Regions from separate parts of the Homo sapiens genome. Here region 1 is linked to region 2. Evidence: chromatin loops called from intact Hi-C (ENCODE). Cell type or tissue: prostate gland. All regions are shown on one strand. Links, peaks and the distances in the headings refer to the core of each region. The heading gives the core; the rest is flanking DNA.

The links. A loop is a pair of places that touch in the nucleus more often than their neighbours do. Peaks named below come from ENCODE experiments on the same cell type or tissue, not always from the same donor. Only the 100,000 strongest peaks of a DNase experiment are listed, where the experiment ranks them.
Region 1: it touches region 2 in a loop (14-fold over the local background); 2 of 110 quality-filtered maps call a loop at or near these places.

The regions. Positions count from the first base shown.
Region 1 is chr19:50,620,659-50,628,161 of GRCh38, reverse strand. SYT3 (synaptotagmin 3) reads left to right here. Exons shown (of 11, transcript NM_001160329.2): 7 at 2,145-2,265; 8 at 2,598-2,769; 9 at 2,868-3,000; 10 at 5,407-5,475; 11 at 5,681-6,185. The coding sequence ends at 5,472. Among named protein-coding and RNA genes, the nearest start is that of SYT3, 15 kb to the left of the region's middle. In prostate gland, for the core only: no CTCF peak of the experiment used is centred there; no DNase peak of the experiment used is centred there.
Region 2 is chr19:50,084,310-50,091,812 of GRCh38, reverse strand. No RefSeq gene overlaps it. Among named protein-coding and RNA genes, the nearest start is that of SNAR-A4, 4.5 kb to the left of the region's middle. In prostate gland, for the core only: no CTCF peak of the experiment used is centred there; a DNase peak (open chromatin) is centred at 3,121.

The DNA of each region.
Region 1 (7,503 bases), core at 1,222-6,221, 540 kb before region 2:
GGGGAGGGCGGCCTTCATATCAGGAGAGGACTAGACCTCCTCAAGGTTCTTTCCTTTTCTGAGCCTCAGTTTCCCCATCTGTTCAATGACAGATGTCCAGTTGAGCTGGGTGCCAGGTAGGCTTTTTGGGTAGCTCTTTGGGTAGGCTTCTTCATGGGGCCCTCCCCAGCCTGCCTGCTTGGCCCCCAAGCCCAGCCTTTGAGATTGAAGTGCCCAGTTCCAAGGTCCCAGGGCCCCTGTGTATTCCACCAGCTCCTACTCCCAGTCATCACCCATGGCAGCCCCATGCCAGGGCCTTCTCTCTGTATCCATGCTGGCCTAATTCTTGTGCTCACCCTTCTCATTTTCTCTCTCCATCATCATCACTTGAGGTTTTCCTCACTCATTCCATTGATTCATACATTCTCTCTCTCTCATTTTTTTTTTTTTTTTTTTGAGACAGAGTCTCTCTCTGTCACCCAGGCTGGAGTACAGTGGCGCAATCTCAGCTCACTGCAACCTCCACCTCCCGGGTTCAAGTGATTGTGATTCTCATGCTTCAGTCACCCAAGTAGCTGGGATTACAGGCACCTGCCACCATGCCCGGCTAATTTTTGTATTTTTAGTAGAGACAGGGTTTCGCCATGCTGGCCAGGCTGGTCTCGAACTCCTGAGCTCAGGTTAACCGCCCACCTCAGCCTCCCAAAGTGCTGGGATTACAGGCATCAGCCACTGCACCCAGCCTTCATTCATTTCTTCAACCACTGTTTTTTTCAGGAGCAGGGCCTGGGGACCCCAGGCAGCCCTCGGCAGCTCCAGGTCTAGATGGTCGGGCCTTGTGTCAGGGGCCAGGGTTATGGGGAGGCACAGGAGGAGCCTCTGCAGGGCTGTGGGGGATCTGGGAGCTTGTGGAACGAGGGGAGGCTCAAAGGCCAAGGAGAGATAGAGGGAAGAGTGTTCTGGCAGAGGGACAGCCTGGGCAGATGCCCTGAGGGGAATGAGTAGGGAGTCCTGGGCACAGTTGGGAGGCCGCAGGGCTAGGCCAGGTTGGTCAAAGCTCCCAGCTAGCTCCAGCGTGGCTCCAGCCTGTGTGTCAGGGTTGGGGGCAGTCCTGGAAACTTCGGTGGAGGTTGATGAATCTCCTGCCCTCTCTCAGGCTGGTTTATGTGTGTGTGTCTGCTTGGTCTTTGTCCCACTCTGTCTGAGTCAGCCTCTCTCTCTCTCTCTCTCTTTCTCTTGGTGCAGGGAGTAGGGTATCTGAGTCTAGGTTTCTCTCTCGCTCTCTGGTCTCTGCCCCTCCACTCTAATTCTAGGTAACTATCACTCTCTCTGGGTCTTTATGCACCCCCAACCCACTGTCTCTGTCCCTCTCTCTCTCTGGGCCTCTGTCTCTCTCTGAGTCTCTCTCTATATATATCTCTCTCTCTTTCTCTCTCTGGGTCTCTGTACCCCCTGTCTCTGGGCTTCTGTCTCTCTCTGGGTCTCTATCTCTCTGTCTCTGGGTCTCTGTCCCCCTCTCTGTCTGGGTCTCTGCCCCTTTCTCTCTCTGGGTCTGTCCTCCTCTCTCTGGGTCTCTGTCCCCCTCTCTTTCTGGGCCTCTGTCCTCCTCTCTCTCTGGGCTTCTGTCCTCCTCTCTCTCTGGGTCTCTGTCCTCCTCTCTGGGTCTCTGTCCCCCCCCCTCTCTCTCTGGGCCTCTGTCCCCCTCTCTCTCTGGGTCTCTGTCTCCCTCTCTTTCTGGGTCTCTGTCTCCCTCTCTCTGGGTCTCTCTCTGTGTCTGTCTCTGGGCCTCTGTCCCTCTGACTTGAGAACTTTGCCTGTGGGTCTGTCTTTCCAGCTGTATCCCTCCGTGTTTTGGCTTCTGTCTCAGTCTATTTCTCTTTGTGTTTTCTCTCTCTCTCACCTTCTCTGTCTCTCCCCTCCTCTCTCTCTCCCCTCACTCATGCTTCTTCCAATCTTTCCTGCAGAACAAATAAGCTTTGATGGTCATGGGCAGCTGTGGCCAGGGAATTACTGGGCCTTGTCCCAAGAGTCAGATTGCTAAGTGGATGGGAAGCCTGAGCCCTGGATGTCAGGGTGTAAAGCAGGAGGCTCCGACCGGAGAGAAAATCAGGGAGAGTTGAAGAGGGGCTGAGGCAAGATATCGCTGACCTTTTCCCCAACTGCAGGAAAAAGCAGATCTTGGGGAGCTCAACTTCTCACTCTGCTACCTCCCCACGGCCGGGCGCCTCACCGTGACCATCATCAAAGCCTCTAACCTCAAAGCGATGGACCTCACTGGCTTCTCAGGTGAGGGTCCTGGGTCTGAGGGAGGAGGGCTGGGGGCCTGGACTCCTGGGTCTGAGGGAGGAGGGGCCAGGGGCCTGGACTCCTGGGTCTGAGGGAGGAGGAGCTGGGGATCTGGACTCCTGGGTCTGAGGGAGGAGGGGCCAGGGGCCTGGACTCCTGGGTCGGAGAGAGGAGGACCTGGGGTCTGGACTCTTGGGCCTGAGGAAGGAGGGACTGGGGGCCTGGGGCCCCGGACCTCTGGGTCTGAGGGAGGAGGGGCTCGGGGCCTGGGGTCCTGGACCCCTAGGTCTGAGGGAGTGAGTCTCTGTTCCTTACTTCATTGCTGTTCCCAGACCCCTACGTGAAGGCCTCCCTGATCAGCGAGGGGCGGCGTCTGAAGAAGCGGAAAACCTCCATCAAGAAGAACACGCTGAACCCCACCTATAATGAGGCGCTGGTGTTCGACGTGGCCCCCGAGAGCGTGGAGAACGTGGGGCTCAGCATCGCCGTGGTAGACTACGACTGGTGAGGGGCGCGGCCCGGGCGGGGGTCAGGCAGGAGGGCTGGGGTGGGGACAGGCCCTCCCACCACCCTCCACGGTCCTCACTGACCCCAACCCCCAGCATCGGGCACAACGAGGTGATCGGCGTGTGCCGTGTGGGCCCCGACGCTGCCGACCCGCACGGCCGCGAGCACTGGGCAGAGATGCTGGCCAATCCCCGCAAGCCCGTGGAGCACTGGCATCAGCTAGTGGAGGTGAGTAGGGGTCCCACACCGACCCCTGACAAGCACCCGTGCACCCTCGGCCCCTTCATCCATGCAACGAACGCCCTGCATGTTCGTGAGTCGCAGAGCCAGGCGTCCTAGGTTTCAATCCCTGCTGTGCCAACTTTAGCTGTGCGGCTTAGAGCCAGTTACCCAAGCGCTCTGTGCCTCAATTTACCCACTAGGAAATGGGACTGTTGATAGCATCTTCTGTTAGGATAGAGGTGAGATGTGCTGAGTTAAACGTTCTGTAGGTGGTCGCTGCTGTTGTTACCCATGAGGCTAAGTTGAAAATAGAGGGGGCTGGGCGTGGTGGCTCACGCCTGTAATCCCAGCACTTTGGGAGGCCGAGGAGGGTGGATCACCTGAGGTCAGGAGTTTGAGACCAGCCTGACCAACATGGAGAAACCCTGTCTCTACTAAAAATACAAAATTAGCTGGGCGTGGTGGCGCACGCCTGTAATCCCAGCTACTTGGGAGGCTGAGGCAGGAGAATCGCTTGAACCTGGGAGGCAGAGGTTGCGGTGAGCTGAGGTGGCGCCATTGCACTCCAGCCTGGGCGACAGAGCAAGACTCTGTCTCAAAAAAAAAAAAAAAAGTCATTTAAGATTATCGCTTGATCAGGAGAAATAATCAAACATGGCCATTCTCTCAATAGAAAACAAGAGGAGCAAAGAAGTAGCTTTAGAAAGTGTTATTGGCAGATTTGCCTCCATTAAAAGCCAAGAAAGTCAAATTATTCAAATTCTGTCTAGGGTATATATGAAAGATTTAAATGTAAAATAATGTTGTGAATTTCAACACACTTACTTCATTTTTCAGTATTTTTCAACTAGTTTAGCATTCCAGGAAAAATAAATTTAGAAAAAATATATAAAAACTTGGGCAGGGCACAGTGGCTCATGCCTGAAATCCCAGCACAGGCCTTGGGAGGCCAAGGTGGGTGGATCACTTGAGCCTGGGAGTTTAAGACTAGCCTGAGCAACATGGGGAGAGCCTGTCTCTACAAAAATAATTTAGGAATTAGCTAGGCATGGTAGTGTGTGCTTATAGTCCCTGCTACTCAGGAGGCTGAGGCAGGAGGATCTCTTGAGCCCAGGAGTTTGTTACTGCAGTGAGCTATGATCTCACCACCACACTCCAGCCTGGGCAATGGAGCAGGAACCCCTCTCCTTAAAAAAAAAAAAAAAGCAAGTATATGAGGGCACATACATTTCCTTTGAAATAGCAGTCTGATGTGGCATGAGACTGGCCTTTTTTAAAAATTTGATATTTTCTTCATCATTGATTTTTTTGCATTAATTTTGATTTTTTTTAAAATCTTGCATTATTATTATTATTGTTATTATTGAGACAGAGTCTCACTCTGTCACCCAGGCTGGAGTGCAGTGTTGCAGTCTTGGCTCACTGCAACCTCCCCCTCCCTGAGTACAAGTGATTCTCCTGCTTCAGCCTCCCAAGTAGCTGGGACTACAGGCGTGTGCCACCTCACCCTGCTAATTTTTTTTTTTTTTTTTTTTTTTTTTTTTTTTTTTTTTTGTAGAGACAGGGTTTTGCCATGTTGTCCAGGCTGGTCTCAACTTCCCACCTCAAGTGATCCACCCACCTTGGGCTCCCAAAGTGCTGGGATTATAGGCGTGAGCCACCGCGCCTGGCCAATATTGCATGAAATATTCTTTATCTTGATTGCTGCATTTGGGGCACACATTTACATTTAGTACTGGGTGAAACTTTCACCACATCACCAGATTTAGTCTGGCCCTGCTGTGGGCTTTTTTCCAGTGATCATGAGGGACCCGACACCTGGGCACAGAACTCAGATTTGAGATTGGAAAAGACGGGGACTCTACTAAGGTGGATAGGATGGAGGCTACTCCCTCCTCCTGTCATTCACTCATTCATCCGTTCATTAATTCATCCCACCAACCTTCCCAGGAGTTTCTGGTGAGCCACTGCCCATGTTGGGCAACGCTGGTGGCACAGAGTCTAGGCCGAGTCCTGACACTGCCCATGAATTTCAGCCCCTCATGCTCCCTGTGGCCCCAGAAGATCCTTCTACACCCAGAGCTTCCCCTCCCCTTCCTTGCTCACAGCCCTCCCGTGGCTCCCCAGTGGCCCCAGGACAGAGTCTCAGCCCCTCTGATACCATGCAGGACTTGCCCCACTCATCCCTACAGCCTCATCTCTCCTCGCATTTGCAGAGACTCCTCTTTTTTGTGCCTCCATTTCCCCATCTGTAGAATGGAATTGTAATACCATCTGTCCGTCACTTCAGGGCCAAGTGAGAAAGCGCATCCTAAATAATGAAACAGGATTGACGTCTTCTCCTGTTGATGATTAGCATCTGTTTCAACTCTCTGTCTCTCACTCCCGAACCTTCTGCACTTTCTCCTTTAGGAAAAGACTGTGACCAGCTTCACAAAAGGCAGCAAAGGACTATCAGAGAAAGAGAACTCCGAGTGAGGGGTAAGCAGCCTGGCCACAGGGAAGGGGCTGGGGGTGGAGATGCCTGCGTCTGAGGGAGGAGGGGCTGGGGGCCTGGACTCCTGGGTCTGAGGGAGGAGGGGCTGCGCCTGGGACTCCTGGATCTCTGGGTGGTGATGGAGCTACAGGAGGTCGTGGTGCAGTTCTCTGCCATTGCTGACCCCTCCTTTCCTGCTCCATCGTGCAGGTCTGGCCTAGGCCCGGGATCGGACCAGGCTCCCTCAGGACCCCATCCTTTCCTGCCCGGACCGTGAATTCATCTCCTTGAAGCCATAACGTCCGAGCTGCTGGTGCGGGGCAGCCCTGGCCCTAGGCTTCCTAACCCTGGAAGCGAGAGGATGAGAGGAGGCCGGCCCAGCTCCTTCTTTCAGGGTGGGGGTCATTCAGCCTCCACTGTGTCTGTCTTTTCTTCCCTGGGGCTCCCCCTCGAGGCGAGGGGCCATGCATGTCTGGGGGACCCCTGCCCCCCAAAACCCTCTGTCTGTCTCTGTCTCTTTGCTGTTTGTCCAAGACTCAGTGTCCCGACCCTTGTTCTCGCCGTGAATGTCAATGGGCCAATCCTCTCTGTCCTTTCAGACACACACACACCTGTGTCCACCCCTTCTGTTCGCCACACCCCTGCGTCTGGCCGGTCCCCCCACTGCTGCTGCTATCAACGCCAGAATAAACACACTCTGTGGGTCTCACTCCAACTGGGCCTCCTGTCCTCTCTGAGACTGGGAAACCGGATTGGAACATGCTGGCTCTGCAAGCAGACAAATTTGTGTTTCTTTCAATGACTGGGCAACTTAATGATCTCTCTGAGCCTCAGTTTATAAAAATGGTGTTAGTCAGGATCATTGTGAGTACAGAACACAAAATTCAACCCAAAGCCATAAACAGAATTGAAAGACCTCTGTCCATGGAAAGCCTATGAACACATTGAACACAGAGGGACTTCAGGCTGTTCAAGGGACTCTCACTTCTGCTTTCCTCTTTTTTTTTTTGGATGGAGTTTCACTCTTGTTGCCCAGGCTGGAGTGCAGTGGTGTGATCTCGGCTCACTGCAACCTCGCGGTTTCAAGCAATTCTCCTGCCTCGGCCTCCTGAGTAGCTGGGATTACAGCCGCTCGCCACCACGCCTGGCTAATTTTTTGTATTTTTAGTAGAGACGGGGTTTCACCATGTTGGCAGGCCGGTCTCAAACTGCTGACCTCCTGTGATCTGCCCGCCTTGGCCTCCCAAAGTGCTGGGATTACAGGCGTGAGCCACCGCGCCTGGCTATTGGCTTCTCTCTCGGGTAGGTGTTTGCAGTGGCAATGAGATGGTCACTTGGAGCTCCAGGTGTATAATGCTGTATCTGTTATGATACCTTCGGCTGAAAAAAAAAAAAAAAACTTCCCAACTGAAAGAGAAAGATTTTTTTGCATGTTTGCATATCAAATTTTTCAAAGACAGTCCCAGGGTTGGTTCAGCTGCTCAACAACATTAGGCTCTGGTTGGCATCTCTGAGACTGGTGTTCGTTCCCCTCCTGAGTACAAACTGTCTATAGCAGCATCATGTTTTCACACACTGGCATCTAAATCAGGCAGTGTAGACCGGGGCCTCCCCTTCTGTGTTCCCCATTTTTCCTCCTCAGAATAATTCTCCTTATTTCTCTCTTGCCAGAACCCGGCTGTGTGGCTACCCCGAGTTGCAAAGCGGTCTGGGTAGTGAACATCTGTCATTTCCAGTCCCCATGGTGGGGTGCGGGCTTTGCCTAGAGGAAGCACGGGGAGGGGAACTATTGTTGGGTAGGAAATTAACAGGATCTGCTGCCATTGCAAGAAATTAACAGGACTTGTAATTGCCTTCAGAGCAGATAACTTCAGAGGAAACAATGTGAGAATCAGCTGGCTCCCAGCTGCTGTGTCATTCAGGAACAGGATTCTGATTGGTCCAGCGCAGACCTTGGAGACACCCCGGGCCAATCATTGGGTCCAGTTTGGAGCCTACTCTTGGGCCCGCCTCCTGCCTTTGCTGACTCCTCC
Region 2 (7,503 bases), core at 1,237-6,236:
ACAAAAGTAGTTCTCAAGTTCTAGAGACTTGGAGAATCCAGGAATCAACAATGTCGTGGAACTCCTACAGCCTTTCATAAAGAATGGCCCTCGAGGAAAGTGGAATTGTCAGTGGGCATTGTGTTCGTGCCTCAGCTAAACACGGCAGGAATTTATTTATAACCTAGTGTAACATCCTCGAGGCACTGTTCAATTAGTCAAGCAATTGTAAAATTCTCCCAGTCTTAGAAAAGATACAGGTGTGTGTCCCTCTGCTGTGGCTGTGCACTGAGGCTTCGGTAAAGGTTGCCGTCTAAAACCACCGGCCTGCCCTTGAATTCTTTTTTTTTTTTTTTCTTTTTCAGACGGAGTCGCACTCTATCACCCAGGCTGGAGTGCAGTGACACGATCTCTGTTCACTGCAACCTCCGCCTCCCGGGTTCAAGCGATTCCCCTGCCTCAGCCTCCTGAACAGCTGGGATTACAGGCACCCGTCCCCATGCCCGGGTAATTTTTGTATATTTAGTAGAGACAGGGTTTCACCATGTTGGCCAGGCTGGTCTCGAACTGCTGACCTCGTGATCTACCTGCCTCGGCCTCCCAAAGTCCTGGGATTACAGGTGTGGGCCACTGCGCCGGCCATGTTTCTCGACTTCTGCTGGCAAGCATGTTCCAGTATTTGCATGGCTCCTAGCCCTCATCTCCATTTCTCTGCACAGATGTTACCTTCCCCATGAGGTCTGCCTTATACATGAGGCCTGTATTATAAACTGCAACTCCGCATTCCCCAACCCCGTTGTTTCTTCTCTCCAGAACAGTAGGCACCATCTGATCTACTATGCCTTTTCCTTATTGTCAGATACTGAACTCTCAGATACAGTTCCCCTTCCTCCCTCCAGGGGGCGCCATGGAACGCAGGGCCCTCTCTGTCCCTGGGGACTGGGTGATGTCAGGGGTGAGCCTCTCGTGATTGGCTACATCGCTCCCCAGAAGGTCAAATGGAAAAATTGAGAGCACTTTTCCACCAGCTTCGGTGGCTCCGTCAGGTTGTCCTGGCGCACAAGCTGGCGATGCTATGTGTTTGAAGCTAACCTGGACAAAATTGAAAAAAATTGTTTTTTCATTGTTCCGTCATAAAGGGAGGTCTCGACAGGAAGAAATTGCGTTTCCAATAGAATTGTTTTTAAATTACTGCAATATATCTTTTGAGATGGAGTCTTGCTCTGTTGCCTAGGGTGGAGTGCAGTCTTATGATCTCGACCTCTGCCTTCTGGGTTGAAGAGAGTCTCCTCTCTCACCCTGAGGTTACAGGCGCACACTACCACACTTGGCTAATTTTTGTATTTTTGGCTTCTTTTTGAGATGGAGTCTTGCTCCGTCGCTGAGGCTCAAGGGCAGTGGTGCGATCTTGGCTGACTGCAACCTCTGCCTTCCGGGTTCAAGTGATTCATCTGCCTCAGCCTCCCGAGTAGCTGGGACTACAGGCACGTGCCACCACGCCTAGCTAATTCTTTGTATTTTTAGTAGAGAAAGGGTTTCACTGTGTTAGGATGGTCTCTATCTCCTGACCTTGTGATCTGCCCGCCTCAGCCTCCCAAAGTGGTGGGATTACAGGTGTGAGCCACCGCTACCTGGCCTTTTTTTAAATTTAATTATTTATTTATTTATTTATTTTTATTTTGAGGTGGAGTCTTACTCTGTTGCCCAGGCTGGAGTGCAGTGGCGCAATTTTGGCTCACTGCAACCCCCGCCTCCCAGGTTCAAGCAATTCCTTTGCCTCAGCGACCCAGTAGCTGGGATTACAGGCGCGTGCCACCATGTCTGGCAATTTTGTGTATTTTTAATAGAGACGAGGTTTCCCCATTTTGGCCAGGCTGGTCTTCAACTCCTGACCTCAGGTGATCCGCCCGCCTCCGCTTTCCAGACTGCTGGGCTTACAGGCGTGAACCACTGCGCCAGCCTCTTTATCCCTTCTATACTGCATACCCCAAGTTGCAAACTGTTATTAGAGTGAATACCTAGGGGCAACTTGGATCCTTATAATGGACACCTGATATTTTTGCCTGAGTGACATCTGTTATCTCTGATTTTCTTCTTCATTAATAATTTTTTTTGGAGCAGTCTTAGGTTTACAGGAAAAAATCGAATGAAAAGTACCGAGAGTTTCTACATCCCCTTTCATCCCTTCATTGCCCCTCATCTTCCCTGTTAACATCTTGTGTTACTGTGCTACGTTTGTTACAATTAATAAGCCAATATTGATACATTATTATTAGCTGAAATCTGCAGTTTACATTAAGGTCCACTCCTTGTGTGATACCTTGTACATTCTATTTTTTTTTTTAATAAAGCATTTTTTTGGTGTTGTTTTTTTTTTTTTTTTTTTGAGATGGAGTCTTCCTGTGTCACCCAGGCTGGAGTGCAGTGGCGTGATCTCAGCTCACCGCAAGCTCCACCTCCTGGGTTCACACCATTCTCCTGCCTCAGCCTCCTGAGTAGCTGGGACTACAGGTGCCCGCAATCACGCCCGGCTAATTGTTTGTATTTTTAGTAGAGACGGGGTTTCACCGTGTTATCCAAGATGGTCTCGATCTCCTGACCTCATGATCTGCCCACCTTGGCCTCCCAAAGTGCTGGAATTACAGGCATGAGCCACCGCGCCAGGCCTTTTTTTTTTTTTTTTTTTTTTTTTTTCAGTTTTAAAATCACAGCAAAATTGAGAGGAAAGTCCATAGTTTACATTCAGTTTCTCTCTTAGTGTTTTATTGTCTATGGGTTTGAACAAATTTATAATGACATGTGTCCACCATTATAGTATTATGCAGAGTAGTTTCACTGTCCTAAAACTCCTCTGGGCTCTGCTGATTCATCCTTCCCTCCTCCCAAACCCCTAAAAACCAATGATTTTTTTTAACTGTCTCTATAGTGTTTCCTTTTCCAGAATGTGGTATAGTTGGAATCATACCATATGTAGCGATTTCGTATTGGCTTCTTTCACTTAACAATATGCATTTTAGGTTCCTCCATATCTTTTCATGGCTTATTATAACTGAGTAATATTCCATTGTATGCATGTACTGCAGTTTGTTCATCTACTGAAGGACATCTTGGTTGCTTCCAAGTTTTGGCAATTATGTACAGAGCCGCTATGAATATTTGTCTTCAGGTTTTTGTGGGGATATAAGTTTTGAGCTCATTTGAGTAAATACCAAGGAACATGAGTGCTGCAATATATGGTAAGAGTGTTTAGTTTTGTAAGGAAGTGCCAAATTGTCTTCTAAAGTGGCTGCACCATTTTGCATTACTGCCAGAGATGAATAAGAGTTCCTGACGTTCCTCATCCTCATCAGCACTTGGTGTTATTCATGTTTTGGATTTTCACCATTCTAATAGGTGGTTGTCGTATGTCATCATTGCTTTAATTTGCAATTTCCTAATGACATTTGATGTTGAGCCCCCTTTTTTTTTGGAGACAGAGTCTTGCTCTGTCGCCGAGGCTGAAGTGCAATGGCATGATCTCGGCTCACTGCAACATCTGCCTCCCAGGTTCAAGTGATTCTCCTGTCTCAGCCTCCCAAGTAGCTGGGATTACAGGCATGCACCACCACGCCTGGCTAATTTTGTATTTTTAGTAGACATGGGGTTTCTCCATGTTGATCAGGCTGGTCTCGAATGCCTGACCTCAGGTGATCTGCCCACCTTGGCCTCCCAAAGTGCTGGGATTACAGGTGTGAGCCACCACGCCCGGCCCAAGTACCTTTTATTTATTTGTTTGTTTGTTTATTTATTTATTTTAAGAAACAGGGTCTCTGTTGCCCAGGCTGGAGTACAGCAGTGCAATCATAGCTCACTGCCGCCTCCAACTCTTAGATCCTCCTTCTCGGCCTCCCCAGTAGCTGGGACTACAGTTGTGTGCTGTCACACCTGGCTATTTTTTTATTTCTATTTTTATTATTTTATTTATTTATTTATTTAGAAACAGGGTCTCGCTCTGTCATCCAGGCTGGAATGCAGTGGCACGATCTCTGCTGACTGCAACCTCTGCCTCCTAGACTCAAGTGATCCTCCGACCTCACCCTTCCAAGTAGCTGAGACCACAGGTGTGCACCACCACATCTGGCTAATTTTTTGTATTTTTCGTAGAGATGGGGTTTCACCACGTTGCCTGGGCTGGTCTTGACCTCCTGAGCTCAAGGGAATTACCAGCTGTGGCCTCCCAAAGTGCTGGGATTGCAGGTGTGAGCCACAACATCTGACCTTTTTCTTTTTATTTTTTATAGAGATGGCGTCTCAATGTGTTGCCTAGGTTGGTCTGAAACTCTTGGCCTCAAATGATCCTCCTGCCCCAGCCTCCCAAAGTGTTGGGATTACAGGCAGGAGCCACCCCACCACACCTTTTTATTTACTTATTTGCCATCTGCATATCTTCTTTGTTGAAGTGTCTGTTCAGATCTGTTGCCTATTTTTAAATTGGGTTGTTTGTTTTCTTTTTTCTTTTTTTTTTTAATTGATCATTCTTGGGTGTTTCTCGCAGAGGGGGATTTGGCAGGGTCATAGGACAATAGTGGAGGGAAGGTCAGCAGATAAACAAGTGCACAAAGGTCTCTGGTTTTCTTAGGCAGAGGACCCTGCGGCCTTCCGCAGTGTTTGTGTCCCTGGGTACTTGAGATTAGGGAGTGGTGATGACTCTTAACGAGCATGCTGCCTTCAAGCATCTGTTTAACAAAGCACATCTTGCACTGCCCTTAATCCATTTAACCCTGAGTGGACACAGCACATGTTTCAGGGAGCACAGGGTTGGGGGTAAGGTCACAGATCAACAGGATCCCAAGGCAGAAGAATTTTTCTTAGTACAGAACAAAATGAAAAGTCTCCCATGTCTACTTCTTTCTACACAGACACGGCAACCATCCGATTTCTCAATCTTTTCCCCACTTTTCCCCCCTTTCTATTCCACAAAACCGCCATTGTCATCATGGCCTGTTCTCAATGAGCTGTTGGGTACAACTCCCAGACGGGGTGGTGGCCGGGCAGAGGGGCTCCTCACTTCCCAGTAGGGGCGGCCGGGCAGAGGGGCTCCTCACTTCCCAGTAAGGGCGGTCGGGCAGAGGTGCCCCTCACCTCCCAGACGGGGCGGCTGGCCGGGAGGGGGGCTGACCCCCCCACCTCCCTCCCGGACGGGGCTGCTGGCCTGGCGGGGGCTGACCCCCACCTCCCTCCCGGATGGGGTGGCTGCCGGGCGGAGACTCTCCTCACTTCCCAGACGGGGTGGCTACCGGGCGGAGGGGCTCCTCACTTCTCAGACGGGGCGGTTGCCAGGCGGAGGGTCTCCTCACTTCTCAGACGGGGCGGCCGGGCAGAGACGCTCCTCACCTCCCAGACGGGGTCGCGGCCGGGTAGAGGCGCTCCTCACATACCAGACGGGGCGGCGGGGCAGAGGCGCTCCCCACATCTCAGACGGTGGGCGGCCAGGCAGAGACGCTCCTCACTTCCTAGATGGGATGGCGGCCGGGAAGAGGTGCTCCTCACTTCCTAGATGGGATGGCAGCCGGGAAGAGGCGCTCCTCACTTTCCAGACTGGGCAGCCAGGCAGAGGGGCTCCTCACGTCCCAGACGATGGGCGGCCAGGCAGAGATGCTCCTCACTTCCCCGACGGGGTGGTGGCCGGGCAGAGGCTGCAATCTTGGCACTTTGGGAAGCCAAGGCAGGCGGCTGGGAGATGGAGGTTGTAGCGAGCCGAGATCACGCCACTGCACTCCAGCCTGGGCGCCATTGAGCACTGAGTGAACCAGACTCCGTCTGCAATCCCGGCACCTCGGGAGGCCGAGGCTGGCGGATCACTCGCGGTTAGGAGCTGGAGACCGGCCTGGCCAACACAGCGAAATCCCGTCTCCACCAAAAAAATACGAAAACCAGTCAGGCGTGGCGGCGTGTGCCTGCAATGGCAGGCACTTGGCAGGCTGAGGCAGGAGAATCAGGCAGGGAGGTTGCGTGAGCCGAGATGGCAGCAGTACAGTCCAGCTTCGGCTCGGCATCAGAGGGAGACCGTGGAAAGAGAGGGAGAGGGAGACTGTGGAAAGAGAGGGAGAGGGAGACCGTGGGGAGATGGGAGAGGGAGAGGGAGAGGGAGAGGGAGATGGAGAGGGAGCGGGTTGTTTGTTTTCTTATTGTTAAGTTTTAGTTCTTTGTATACCAGCTTTCTTTTCTCTTTTTCTTTTTCTTTCTTTCTTTTCTTTTTTTTCAGACAAGGTCTTGCTCTGTTGCCCAGGCTGGAGTGCAATGGCGCAATCTTAGCTCACTGCCACCTCCGCCTCCCAGGTTCAAGTGATTCTCTTGCTTCAGCCTCCCGAGTAGCTGGGATTACAGGCACCCACCACCATGCCAGGCTAATTTTTGTATTTTTAGTAGAGACAGGGTTTTGCCACGTTGGCCAGGCTGCTCTCAAACTCCTGACCTCAGGTGATCCGCCCACCTCAGCCTCTCAAAATGCTGGGATTACAGATGTGAGCCACCACACCTGGCCTGGATACCAGCTTTTTGTCTGATAGGTGTTTTGAAAAGATTTTCTCACAATCTATAGCTTCTCTTTTTATTCTCTTAAACATCTGATTTTCCTATCACTCCTCTCCATGCAAAATATACATTTTTTGACTGGATCTTGCCAGGGATCTCAGAGTGAGAACAAGAGTCAGACCTGGCCAACCTGAGTACTTCATGACCTTGGTTATGATGTGCAGTAGTTTGGATGTATGTCCCATCCAATTTTTTTTTTTTTTTTTTGAGACAGAGTTTTGCTTTGTCACCCAGGCTGGAGTGCAGTTGCACAATCTTGGCTCAGTGCAACCTCCACCTCCTGGGTTCAAGTGACCCTTCTGCCTCCGCCTCCTGAGTAGCTGGGATTATAGGCACATGCCACGCCCGGCTAATTTTTGTATTTTTAGGAGAGACGGGGTTTCCCCGTGTTGGCCAGGCTGCCTTCTAAATTTCGTTCTTGAAATTGGATCCCCAATGTTGGAGATGGGGTCCTAATGAGAGGTGTTTGGGTCACAGGGGTGGACCCCTCACAAATAGATTAATGCCCTCCCTGGGAGTGTGGGTGAGTGAGTTCTTCCTCCATTAGTTCCCATTAGAGTTGGTTGTTAAAGAGAGGCTGACACTTGCCTCTCTTGCTTCCTCTATTGTCACATGATCCCTGCTTTCTTTCTCCTTCCACCAAGAGTGGAAGTAGCTCTAGACTTTCTCTGTATGCCCAATCTTCCAGCCAGCAGAATCATAAGCCAAATACACCTTTTTCTCTTTATAAATTACCCAGCCTCGTGGATCACTTTAGGTCAGGAGTTCGAGACCAGCCTGGCTAACATGGTGAAACCCTGTCTCTACTAAAAATACAAAAAATTAGCCAGGTGTGGTGGCGGGCACCTGTCATACCAGCTACACTGGAGGCAGGAGAATCACTTGTACCTGGGAGGCGGACATTGTAGTGAGCCAAGATTGCGCCACTGCACTCCAGCCTAGGTGACAGAG